Regions from separate parts of the Homo sapiens genome. Here regions 2 and 3 are each linked to region 1. A link is a contact called in ENCODE Hi-C or POLR2A ChIA-PET data. All regions are on one chromosome and are shown on one strand. Each heading gives the region's core, a stretch centred on a gene start or an enhancer-like site at or near the end of the contact. The rest is flanking DNA. Distances are from core to core; before and after follow the strand shown. Region 1 holds the start of AKT3 (AKT serine/threonine kinase 3). Region 2 has its middle 16 kb from the start of DRC8. Region 3 holds the start of HNRNPU (heterogeneous nuclear ribonucleoprotein U).

Region 1 (3,398 bases), core at 488-2,987:
GCATGCTGGGAAATATGGGAAAAGGGGAAAGGCATGGTGCAGGACTTTCTCTCAGACGGACTGTGTTATCTTAAAATGGCAAATTTTGCTCCAGGGTGGTCAGGGAGACAAGTTTCCCTTACAAACGGAGAAAACTGACTTTTTTAAAAAACCCTTTTATTTGGTTTCCTACTCCTGTCCACAATCCCAACAGATGCACAGTTCATAAAAGATGTGAACCTGGAAGTATAAATATTAATACCACACAGTACATAAATACCAGGGGGCTACAGTATAAGAAAATGACTACCATAAGAGAGTTGTCAAGACATAGAAAAGCAGAGAATGAAGTGCATGTCAGGAGGAGGAACTCTTCTGCAGAAAGAAGCCACAGACATTAACAAAAATGTTGCAGTGGGAGAAAGTAACAGGTACATCAACAAGGCTAGAGCCACGTGGCGGGATAATAGGGATGCTGCCCAGGTGTTTCCAGAAGCGATAAAACTTGTAAACTTTTATAATTTTCTGAAGTGCGCTGCATGGTAAAATATGGTCATTGTGCAAAAAAGTTGTCCCCAATGCAGTCTCAGGAGTCACTGACTTCAAAATAAAGAAACGGTCTCTTCGTAGTAAATGTAGTACCTCGTGGCTTTCCCAAAGTCATTGAAAACGAATATCCCTAAAAAGGGTGTGATTTCAAGAGTGAATTACGATCCGCCCGCAATCTGTGTACCGTGTGTGGACGAATGCTTGCAGCGAGCGGTGCGGAAGGCTGTTCAGAGAGGTGTTTTTGGTCTGCCGTGGTCTCCTGGGATAGTCAGGAATGATTCTTGCTACGGGCTGACCCGGGTTCCCTCTTCCCCGAGGTGCAGGGGGTGGGGTCGGCTTCTGGACTGCTCCGCGCTCTCCGGTCCCTACCTCATTGGGCACCGCCCACTTCGTGGGCTTCCAGGTGCGAGCCCTCGCGCCGGGCCCATCTCCCCAAGGGGCCGCGGCGGACTGGAGGAGACGCCCGGGGCCTGGCGGCGCGCGCGTCCGCGGCCAGGGCGGGTGGGCGGATGCGCCGAGGAAGCGGCTGGGCGAGGAGCCTCCGCTCCCGGGCCTCGGGTGCCCGCCAAGGGCCACGCGGGCGAGGGGGAAACCCAGAACTTCCCGCCCGGGAGCGACTGCCCCCGCTCCCGGCTCTGGCTGGCTAGGGGGATGTTCTCGCGAGAGGAGAGGGGGCGCGGGGCACCGCTGGTTTGGGGGCGCGGGGAAGCCTGAGGACGAGGGCCGGGCAGGGAGGGGAGCAGAGGCGGCGGGCAGGGCCGGGGACGCGGGGAAGCCGCTCCCGCCAGTCGCCGAGAGCCAGCCCCTGACGTCAGGAGTTTTCCTCAAAGTCAACAACAAGCCCCGCGGCGACGGCGAGAACCGATCGGCGGCGGCCCCGAGCGGGAGGAAGGAGGGGGCGGGGAGGCGGCGGGGGGTCCCCTCAGCGAGGCGCAGCCCGGGAGGAGGCCGCAGAACCCCTCCCCGCGCCGGGCGCGCCCCGGGGCCCAGAGCCGCCGCCCCGCCGGCGTGACCCGGCCCCCGCCCGAGCGGTGTTTTCTGGTGATGAATTTGTAGCCGATATCCGATTCCCATGTAGAGTCTCCGCCTCCTCCTCTCCCCGCCGCCGCCCTCTCTCCTCCCTCCCCCTCCCGCCGCCGCCGCCGCCGCCGCCGCCTCCCGCTCCAGCTCCGCGGCCCGGCCCGGCCGGCTCCCTCCCTCCCTCCCCTGCAGCCCTTCGCTTGCCCTCCCGCCGGCCGCACCGGGCTCCAGGAGGCCAGAGGCTCTGTGGGGTGGGGGGAGGACAGGAGGGGAGGAGGAGGGAGGGGGGACCCCCGAGTCGCCCCCTCTCCTCCCCCCGCCCCCCCCCGGCTCCATCCTCCGCCGCCGCCCGAGCAGCTGCGGGGCCGCCACCGCCGCCGCCGCCGTTGCAGGTAACAGCCACCGCCCCCAACTCTAGCCCCCTCCCCGCCTGGCCTCCACTCCCTCCGGGCCCCGGGCCCCGGTCCGCCCTCCCTGCCTCCCTCAGGCGGGGGATGGCGGCGGGGTGGGGTGAGGCGGGGGCTTCTGGGTTGTCACCGCGCCGGGGGCGTGGGCGGGGGCTGGGTCACCGGAGGCTTCGGGTGTGGGTGTGGAGGCCGGGGGATGCCCAGCGCGGTTGACACCGACACCCCCCGCTTTCCGGGGAAAGCTGGGGGGCGGCGGTGCGCAGCGGGCCGGGGGAGGGGTGTTCCCGGCCTAGCGGTACCGTCTGTGTCTGGGCTGCCCCGGCCCGGCGCCTGCTGTCTGCGCAACTCTCGCTCCTTCCCCTCGCCCCTCCCCGCCCGGGCCGCGCGGCGTGGGGAGGGGGCGCCCGCCTGGACCGGGGGCGGCGGCGAGGTTATATAACGCGTGGAGCGCCGGTGTCAGTGTGTTTGGGTTGGGGGGAGGGAGCCGTCTGCCGCGCGCCCTGGCGCTGAGGCTGTCTGCGCGTGGGGTGGGGTGAAGGCGAGGATGCACAGGCGTCCCCGGGGTCTCCTTCCTTCCCCCACCCTTCCCCGCCACTGGCGCGCAGGAAAAGACGGCACTGGTGGGGTGGGGGGGGGGGTGTGTGTGTGGGAGGTGGGTAACGTGCTTGTCTGTGTTTTTAATAGTAGTGGGGTTTTGATCCGCTTGGGAGTTGTGTGCTAAGAATAGAAATGTGCGGAAGATGCTGGGTTTGGCTGATCCAGTGATGCTGTCGCTGCTGGCGGCGGCGGCAGCTCTGGCTGCAAGTAAACAGACCAGCCTCTTCCTTGTCCACCTCCTCCGGCGCATCGGTCCGCATCAGCCATGATGCCGGTGGGGCCCTTCAGAGCCCAAAGTTGAAGCCTAGCTGGTTGCTGTGTTGACCCTGACGCCGAGGCGGGGTCACCATCCCTTGTTTGGGATTTCCCGGGAATCTACAGTTAGCCTAGAGATAAAGAATCTCGTTGGGGCCAGGTTTTTCCAATACCGGTATTTACTGTTTATGTTCTGAAAGCAGAGGAAATGCTTACCCACAAGTCAAAGCTGGGATGCTCACATTTCTTCCATCAAAATAATGTTGTTATGAAAATAAAACCAACTCATTTCACCAATGTGGCATTTTGGTTGAAAGCCTGGTAGTTTGCAATTGATGAAGTTTCCAAATAGAAAGTCAACAGTGAAACCTATGCATCTATATTGGGTAATTTCTAGCCATAATAAAGTGTTCACACTTTGATTTTAGTTGAGGCTAAAGTAAAAAATAATGGCTTTTTGTAGTTAATACATTGGCAGTTGTCTCAACAGTTTAGACATGTGTTCCGTATTTGGTAAAGCATGGTCATATATGTCTTTTAGTAGAACTATACATCACTAGGCAACCACTGGGTTTTGTCAGTGGTTGAAGC
Region 2 (3,398 bases), core at 598-3,097, 1.1 Mb before region 1:
TCACCATGTTGACCCGGATGGTCTCGAACTCCTGACCTCAGATGATCCACCCGCCTCGGCCTCCCAAAGTGCTGGGATCACAGGCGTGAGCCACCGCCCCGGCCTGCTTTGGTGTTTTTAAAAATATGGAAAGCTTCATGAATTCATGTATCATCCTTGCTCAGGGACCATGCTGATCTTCTCTGTATCATTCTTCTTTTATATTTATAATGGATCTGCTTTTATGTTAGTATCCCATGGAAAGTTTTATTTGGTGTGATGTGCCATTACTCCAGTTTATAATAGACATCCCTCAGTCATTCTCTTCTTGACGTACATGGAACAAGACTATGTGATTTAAGGATATACATTTCATGGCTTCCTCCCTAAATAGTGACACCCACAGCTGAAGCACCCACCCTAGCAACTGAGAGAAAGTAATTGTGTGCTCCAAACAACAGTTTAAAAGTAGGAGGCTGAGGGAGAACCTAAGCTCCACGCCTTTTCCTGAGTCCTTGGCACAGTGATTGCAGTTTTATCTGGCATACCAGTTCCCGGGGTTTCAAATGACAGAATGGCAGCATTAACCCAACTCTCTAAGGCTGCCACTGTAAATTGACTGAGCACAGAGGGTATATAGCTTCTGTCCCCATCCTTTCTAGTTATCTACCAGTCTAGCCATCTGTGTATCTGCACCCCAAATATTTTAAACATTAACCATCCTCTCTCTTACACCTAAAAATGTTGAGGAACTATATATTGTTGTAGTGTATCTAGTACGTGCTAATAAGTACCAAAATCTCAAAATTAATAGGTTTGTAAATGGTGCTATTGCAGATAAATAGAATGTGTCATCTTAGTTTATTTATTTGCATGCATATGTATATGCATGTATGCATATATATGTGTGCATGTTTTCTGCTATAGAGAATAGAACAAACCTGAAATGGAGGTTGGAGAATTTTATCCACATGTAGAATCAGTGTGTGCCTGCGCTTCCTTTTCTCTGTTGCAACCACTGTCAACTGCTTTCCATGACTTAGTATCTTAGATTGAATTTCTGCTCTTGCTATGTTTAGAATCTATTTTTAACTTGGCCAACTGATTTACTATGGAGCATGTGAGCGTTGCTATTTTAAAATATATAATAGTTGTCCCCAGAACCCGCTAAAAACTCTATAGAAAAACCATTGTGGGCCCGTCCCATTCCATGGCACATTTTCCAGAATGTAGGGTAATGATTTTAAAACAAAATAAGCATTTACTTAGTTCCTAACGTGTATCAGGCAACAGGCTGTGTGCTTATTTATGTTTTCTTAGTTAATCCTCAAAAAAATCCTGTGTTGGTAGAGATTTCTTGCCTTACCAAGCACATTGTAACCCTGCATGTAAGTATGAAGCTGTGTACTGAGAGTAAAGATCGTGGGTATTCATGCCAATCCATCCTGAATTCACATCCTACCTTTGCCACTTGTTAGCTACGTGAACTTCAGCAAACTACCAAACCTCTCTGAGACTCAGGTTTTTCATTTGTAAAATAAGAACAATAATACTTCCTTGCAGATTGTTATGAAGAAATATTGATGGAGTTGACGTAGCATATTATGCACTTCTACAGGGTCTGGCACAAGCAGTAACACAGGAAAAAGTAGTTACTGCTATTCTTTTTTTTTATTATTCTGAATTTTTTTCGTGTCCTGGAAAAGAAAAAAAAAATTCAAAGAGTTTGGAAGATGCAGGTTAAAGTAGCATGTAGTTAAAGGGTCACTACACTGCTCCTAGAACTCTTCGACCTGGGCAGTTTCAATTTGAGCGGCTGGAAGCTGTAGTAATCCAGTGTGGCTTTTGAACAACTGCCAGGCCTTTCCGTTGGGGCCTTTCGCCCCTGGGAGTCTTCAGACATCTGGAGGAACTTCATGAGTAGTCCCTGGTTATTGTTTAACAGAATATTAGCTTTGAACAGGTGTGTCTTTGCCTGCTGGGTCTCAACGCAACTTATGAAGAAGCAACTCGTCATACACCTACAGGGCAAATTCTTGGTTCTTATATCTGCATCCAACTGGGGCTGGGTTAAAAACCACGTGTAATGATTTCAGAATCCCTACAGTGCTCTCTAGGAGACCAACTGGGTGCTTTCTGGATCAAGGGCCCAACGAGCTTTTCTGGATGGTCTTGAGATGGTGCCTTTTGACTTTGAGTTTTCCCTGAATGCCAACCAATACAACAGATTTGGTCTATCTCCTCTGCTCAAGTGGCTCTTTAAGTTTGGTTTTCTTTACTGCCAGCTATGGAACTATTACATTACGAGACATTGATACAGTTTCTTCAGTTTAAAGGCAGGAGTTACGAAACCTTGGCTACTGAGGTTGACGTGGAAGCAGGAAGGGGTCTTATTTTGGCTGGGTACCTACTATAGTGCCAGGAACTTCACAAGGGAGGTAATACCATTGCACCAGGCAAGTTGGGGGAACTTTTCTCCCAACACAACTATATTTGCTTAGCATCAAATCTCATATTTAGCTTATTTCTGTTTTCTTTTCTCTTTCTCTTTCTTTTCCTTCCTTCCTTCCTTCCTCCCTTCCTCTCTCCCTCCCTCCCTCCCTCCTTTCTTTCTTTCTTCTTTCTTTCTTTCTTTCTTTTTCTTTCTTTTTCTTTCTTTCTTTCTTTCTCTTTCTTTCTTTCTTTTTCTCTCCTTCTTTCTCTCTTTCTTTTTTCTTTCTTTCTTCTTTCCTTTTTAAGGCGAGGTCTCACACTGTCACCCAGGCTGGAGTGCAGTGGCATGATCATGGCTCACTGCAGCCTCTACCTCCCACGCTCAAGTGACCTTCCCACCTCAGCCTCCCAAGTAACTGGGACTACAGGCTCATTCCACCACACCCAGCTAACTTTATGTTTATTTTTTGTAGGATGAGGACTCACTATGTTGTCCAGGCTGGTCTCAAACCCCTGGACTCAAGCGATCCACCCACCTCAGCCTGTCAATGTGCTGGGATTACAGGCCTGAGTCACCACGCCAGGCCTTTCATAGTAGTTTAAAAGCAAATTGTTTTATATGACTATGGCAAGAAATAAATCATTTTCTTCTGGTTAACTAAACAAAGTGAAAAGAAATTCTGAGCCATCATCCATTGAGTGTCTACTGATAATCTATGTCTCCTGGCTGGCGTGCAATGGCTCAGGCCTATAATCCCAACAATTTTGGAGGCTGAGGCAGGCAGATTGTTTGAGCCGGAGTTCAAGACCAGCCTGGGCAACGTGGCGAAACCCGTCTCTACTAAACATGCAAAAAATTAGCCGGATGTAGTGAGTGGCACACGCCTGCAGTCCCAGCTACTTAGGGGGCTGAGATGGGAGGGTCGCTTTTTTTTCTTTTTAGACAAGGTCTCACTCTGTCTCTCAAGCTGGAGTGCAGTGGCACA
Region 3 (3,398 bases), core at 899-3,398, 1.0 Mb before region 1:
AAAATGATCAATAAGATGTCACCATTTGTACTTTGAAGTGGTAACATAAGACTATGGAATGGCATATTTCCTCTGTTTGTGAAAAGGATAGTATGATGATGGTTCTTTGAGCAGAAATTGTTTTTCTTTCAAATGTTGTCTAAGACAGCACAATGTAATAGAAAGCCCATTGGTGTGGGGGGTGAGGGTCCCAGCTTCCTGGGCAGTAAAATGAACAGGACTGCAGATCGATCTCCAGGCCCCATCCAGCTCTAAAGTTCTCCAAAACTTTTGGAGATAAAGCCATAGAACTTTCTTGTGAGCATCAAAAGTTGTATTTCATGTTTATTTTTGCAACTGACTTAATGTTCCAAGAGTGACTGTTACAGATCTACTATATGTAGATATACAATCTTTGTTTTCATAGTTTAGTGTTTTCCAGTAAATGAAATTTGTTTTCATATAACTAATATTTAAAGGTGTAAATAATATCTAGGACACATAAATTTAAGGAACCATCATAATTGTATTTAACTCTGATTCATTAAGGGATTAGTTATCTAGTTTGTGAACATGTAAACCCCCTGTAGCTCTCTTCCCATTTCTGAACGAAGACAAAATTTCAAATTCCAGTTTGTGGCTTATTCATAACCTTCAAAATTATAACCAAAGGCTAAAATGAGTTTCTGGCACTGTTTGGAAGTTTCTATTTTGGGGGCTATCCTCACCACTTAACTTGAACTGGGGATTATCAGTAGTACTGTACATAGTCCATTAATTTCAAGTCAAATCATTTCACAAGTGTTAATATTTCACGTATACATGACTGCAAGGTATGGTAGAATGCTTCATAAAAGCTACCGAAAATAAACTTCAAAAATAAAATGTATCAATTAGTTAAATCATATTAGCCTATGGGAGAAATTTCAATGTGTTTACTTCCAAATTTCAAATTAATAATGGGGCAATATTATTGTGCCACCTAGAGCACCAAACAGTGGGTATAAACCATCTCCTTAGTCAGATGGAACACTGGCTGGACACTGCAGATTATCTAGGGTTTAAAATGTTAACTTCTATCACGAATCTAAATTCTGACTTCCCTATCTAAAACTTCGAGACATCACATCTTTTCTTTAAAGAGAAAAAGTAAACTTCTAACATATAAAATAACGGATTTCAAGAGCGATAGTCCATTTTTCTTTTTACAAAATCACAGCCCTTGATTTTTCGTAAACTTTAAGTTTCAGAATAATTTGGTCAAGAGTATTTCTACAGGAATAGGAAGAGAATCAAGTGGGCCTATAATCAAAGACCTAGTTGGGTCTCACCCTCACGGTTAGCTACTGGGACTTCGTAGCTGATGACCAGGTCCTAAAGTGGACAGAACAAGTGTTACTGGAGGTCCGTCTTTGTGGTAGCTACAGAAAACTTGGAAATGCAATTCTGAGGTTTATTCAGGGTTATTAAGAGCATGAGAATAGCTGCCCTGCAAAGGCAGGTACACTAAGGTTTGCAGTATGGAGTAGTAAGCAAAGCCTCTACTTCCCAGGCCCCGCACCCGGGGTGTGGAACAGACAAAAGAACGGTTCTGCCCTTGCCCTTCTCGAACTTAAAATCCAATTCGCAAGGCAGGACTTACACAAATTAAACCAAATACGGTATTATGAGGAAAAGAGCCGCTGCGTGTAACAGTTGCCAATGTATGCTATACCAGTCAAAACTGAAATACGATTTGAAGGAGTTTTAAACGAAGAGCTGGAGAAACACATAAGAAGGCAGATCTAAGATGGAAGAAAAGGCGGATTCGGGTTGAAACGCCAAGTTGAGGACTGAAGAAAGCATTTGGATAAAGCAGCCTCCAAGCTGGGAAGGAGAAAAGCCAAACGAGTATAGCCACCAAAGACCCAGAAAGGCCAATATATCATGCAGTGAGTCGGTTGAACTGAAAGGCGGTTTCCTTTTCCTCCATTTGCTCAGTCCCAATTGGAAGCGCACTGCGCGGCCTCCACCGCGCTCTCGGCCCGGGTTCGGCGTGGGGGCGGGGAGGTAAGTACGGTAATGGGCGGGGCCGAGCGCGGGCGCGCTCCGGCTTTCCTCCTGCGCAGTGCTCCCGTCAGCGCAGGGGGCGGGGCGCCTATATTACGTGCGCGGCGCCGCTCCTGCGAGAGGACGTTGCGTGCTCGCTCGCGCCAGGCGAGTCTCCGCGTCTCCCTCGCGAACTCGGTGAAAGGAATTGGCGCCGTTCGACACCAGGCGGATCCGCTCTGCAGCACGAACCCATCTCCAGCCGCAGCCGCAGCCGCCGCCCGGGCCGAGGAGCAGCCGCAGCAGCCGCCACCAGTGGCCGAGTGAGCGGAGCCGAGTTTGAGGCAGCGCCTAGCGGTGAATCGGGGCCCTCACCATGAGTTCCTCGCCTGTTAATGTAAAAAAGCTGAAGGTGTCGGAGCTGAAAGAGGAGCTCAAGAAGCGACGCCTTTCTGACAAGGGTCTCAAGGCCGAGCTCATGGAGCGACTCCAGGCTGCGCTGGACGACGAGGAGGCCGGGGGCCGCCCCGCCATGGAGCCCGGGAACGGCAGCCTAGACCTGGGCGGGGATTCCGCTGGGCGCTCGGGAGCAGGCCTCGAGCAGGAGGCCGCGGCCGGCGGCGATGAAGAGGAGGAGGAAGAGGAAGAGGAGGAGGAAGGAATCTCCGCTCTGGACGGCGACCAGATGGAGCTAGGAGAGGAGAACGGGGCCGCGGGGGCGGCCGACTCGGGCCCGATGGAGGAGGAGGAGGCCGCCTCGGAAGACGAGAACGGCGACGATCAGGGTTTCCAGGAAGGGGAAGATGAGCTCGGGGACGAAGAGGAAGGCGCGGGCGACGAGAACGGGCACGGGGAGCAGCAGCCTCAACCGCCGGCGACGCAGCAGCAACAGCCCCAACAGCAGCGCGGGGCCGCCAAGGAGGCCGCGGGGAAGAGCAGCGGCCCCACCTCGCTGTTCGCGGTGACGGTGGCGCCGCCCGGGGCGAGGCAGGGCCAGCAGCAGGCGGGAGGTAAGAAGAAGGCGGAAGGCGGCGGAGGCGGCGGTCGCCCCGGGGCTCCGGCGGCGGGTGAGTGCTGCGTTGTACGTTGCGCGCGGCGGGAGGCCCGCGCGGGGTGGGGACCGTGCCCCAGGCCTGCCGGAGCCCCGCAGGGGGAGGGAGCCCCGGGCGGGAGGGCGCCGCGGTGAGGGTGGGGGAGGGGGCGCGGGGAATCCCAGATTAGCCGAGAGGCCTCGGGCTCGGGGCGTGTGTGTGCGCGCGCGCGTGTGTGTGTGTGTGTGTGTGTGTGTCGGCGGTGGCAGCGCCTCCATTATGTGGCTCGAGAGCCGGGGGGAGCTGCAGCTGCCGCTGTAGGGGGAGGAGCCGCGGGCGGGCGGCGGGAGGGAGCCCGGT

The links. Hi-C counts contacts between places; a loop is a spot of excess contacts on that map. ChIA-PET counts read pairs that join two places held with the same protein, here RNA polymerase II (POLR2A). Pooled maps may share reads with other maps.
Region 2: a loop to region 1 is called in a pooled map, with 5 times the contacts of the local background. The contact joins the enhancer-like site here to the promoter of AKT3 in region 1. A Hi-C loop is called at or near these places in 1 of 168 maps with a recorded cell type or tissue (CD4-positive, alpha-beta T cell), 1 of 37 single-sample maps with no recorded cell type and 2 of 50 pooled maps. POLR2A ChIA-PET finds 5 or more read pairs at or near these places in 1 of 52 experiments (B cell).
Region 3: a map of CD4-positive, alpha-beta memory T cell shows a loop between it and region 1 (4-fold over the local background). The contact joins the promoter of HNRNPU here to the promoter of AKT3 in region 1. A Hi-C loop is called at or near these places in 2 of 168 maps with a recorded cell type or tissue (CD4-positive, alpha-beta memory T cell and naive thymus-derived CD4-positive, alpha-beta T cell) and 15 of 50 pooled maps. POLR2A ChIA-PET finds 5 or more read pairs at or near these places in 1 of 52 experiments (naive thymus-derived CD4-positive, alpha-beta T cell).

Annotation. Positions count from the first base shown.
Region 1 is chr1:243,848,582-243,851,979 of GRCh38, reverse strand. It overlaps AKT3 (AKT serine/threonine kinase 3), which reads left to right and starts at 1,737. Exons shown (of 14, transcript NM_005465.7): 1 at 1,737-1,940. RefSeq lists an enhancer at 2,328-2,828.
Region 2 is chr1:244,951,685-244,955,082 of GRCh38, reverse strand. It overlaps the pseudogene RNU6-947P. Among named protein-coding and RNA genes, the nearest start is that of DRC8, 16 kb to the left of the region's middle. Within about 2 kb of position 1,847, at least 3 of the 41 ENCODE cell types and tissues checked have a DNase peak (open chromatin) inside an H3K27ac peak, as active enhancers do.
Region 3 is chr1:244,863,293-244,866,690 of GRCh38, reverse strand. It overlaps HNRNPU (heterogeneous nuclear ribonucleoprotein U), which reads left to right and starts at 2,148. Exons shown (of 14, transcript NM_031844.3): 1 at 2,148-3,074. The coding sequence starts at 2,384. It overlaps LOC124904588 (UPF0764 protein C16orf89-like), which reads left to right. Exons shown (of 4, transcript XM_047439568.1): 3 at 1,960-2,028; 4 at 2,105-2,209. The coding sequence ends at 2,209. RefSeq lists enhancers at 1,719-1,778, 1,112-1,942, 1,943-2,774 and silencers at 1,999-2,098, 3,079-3,398.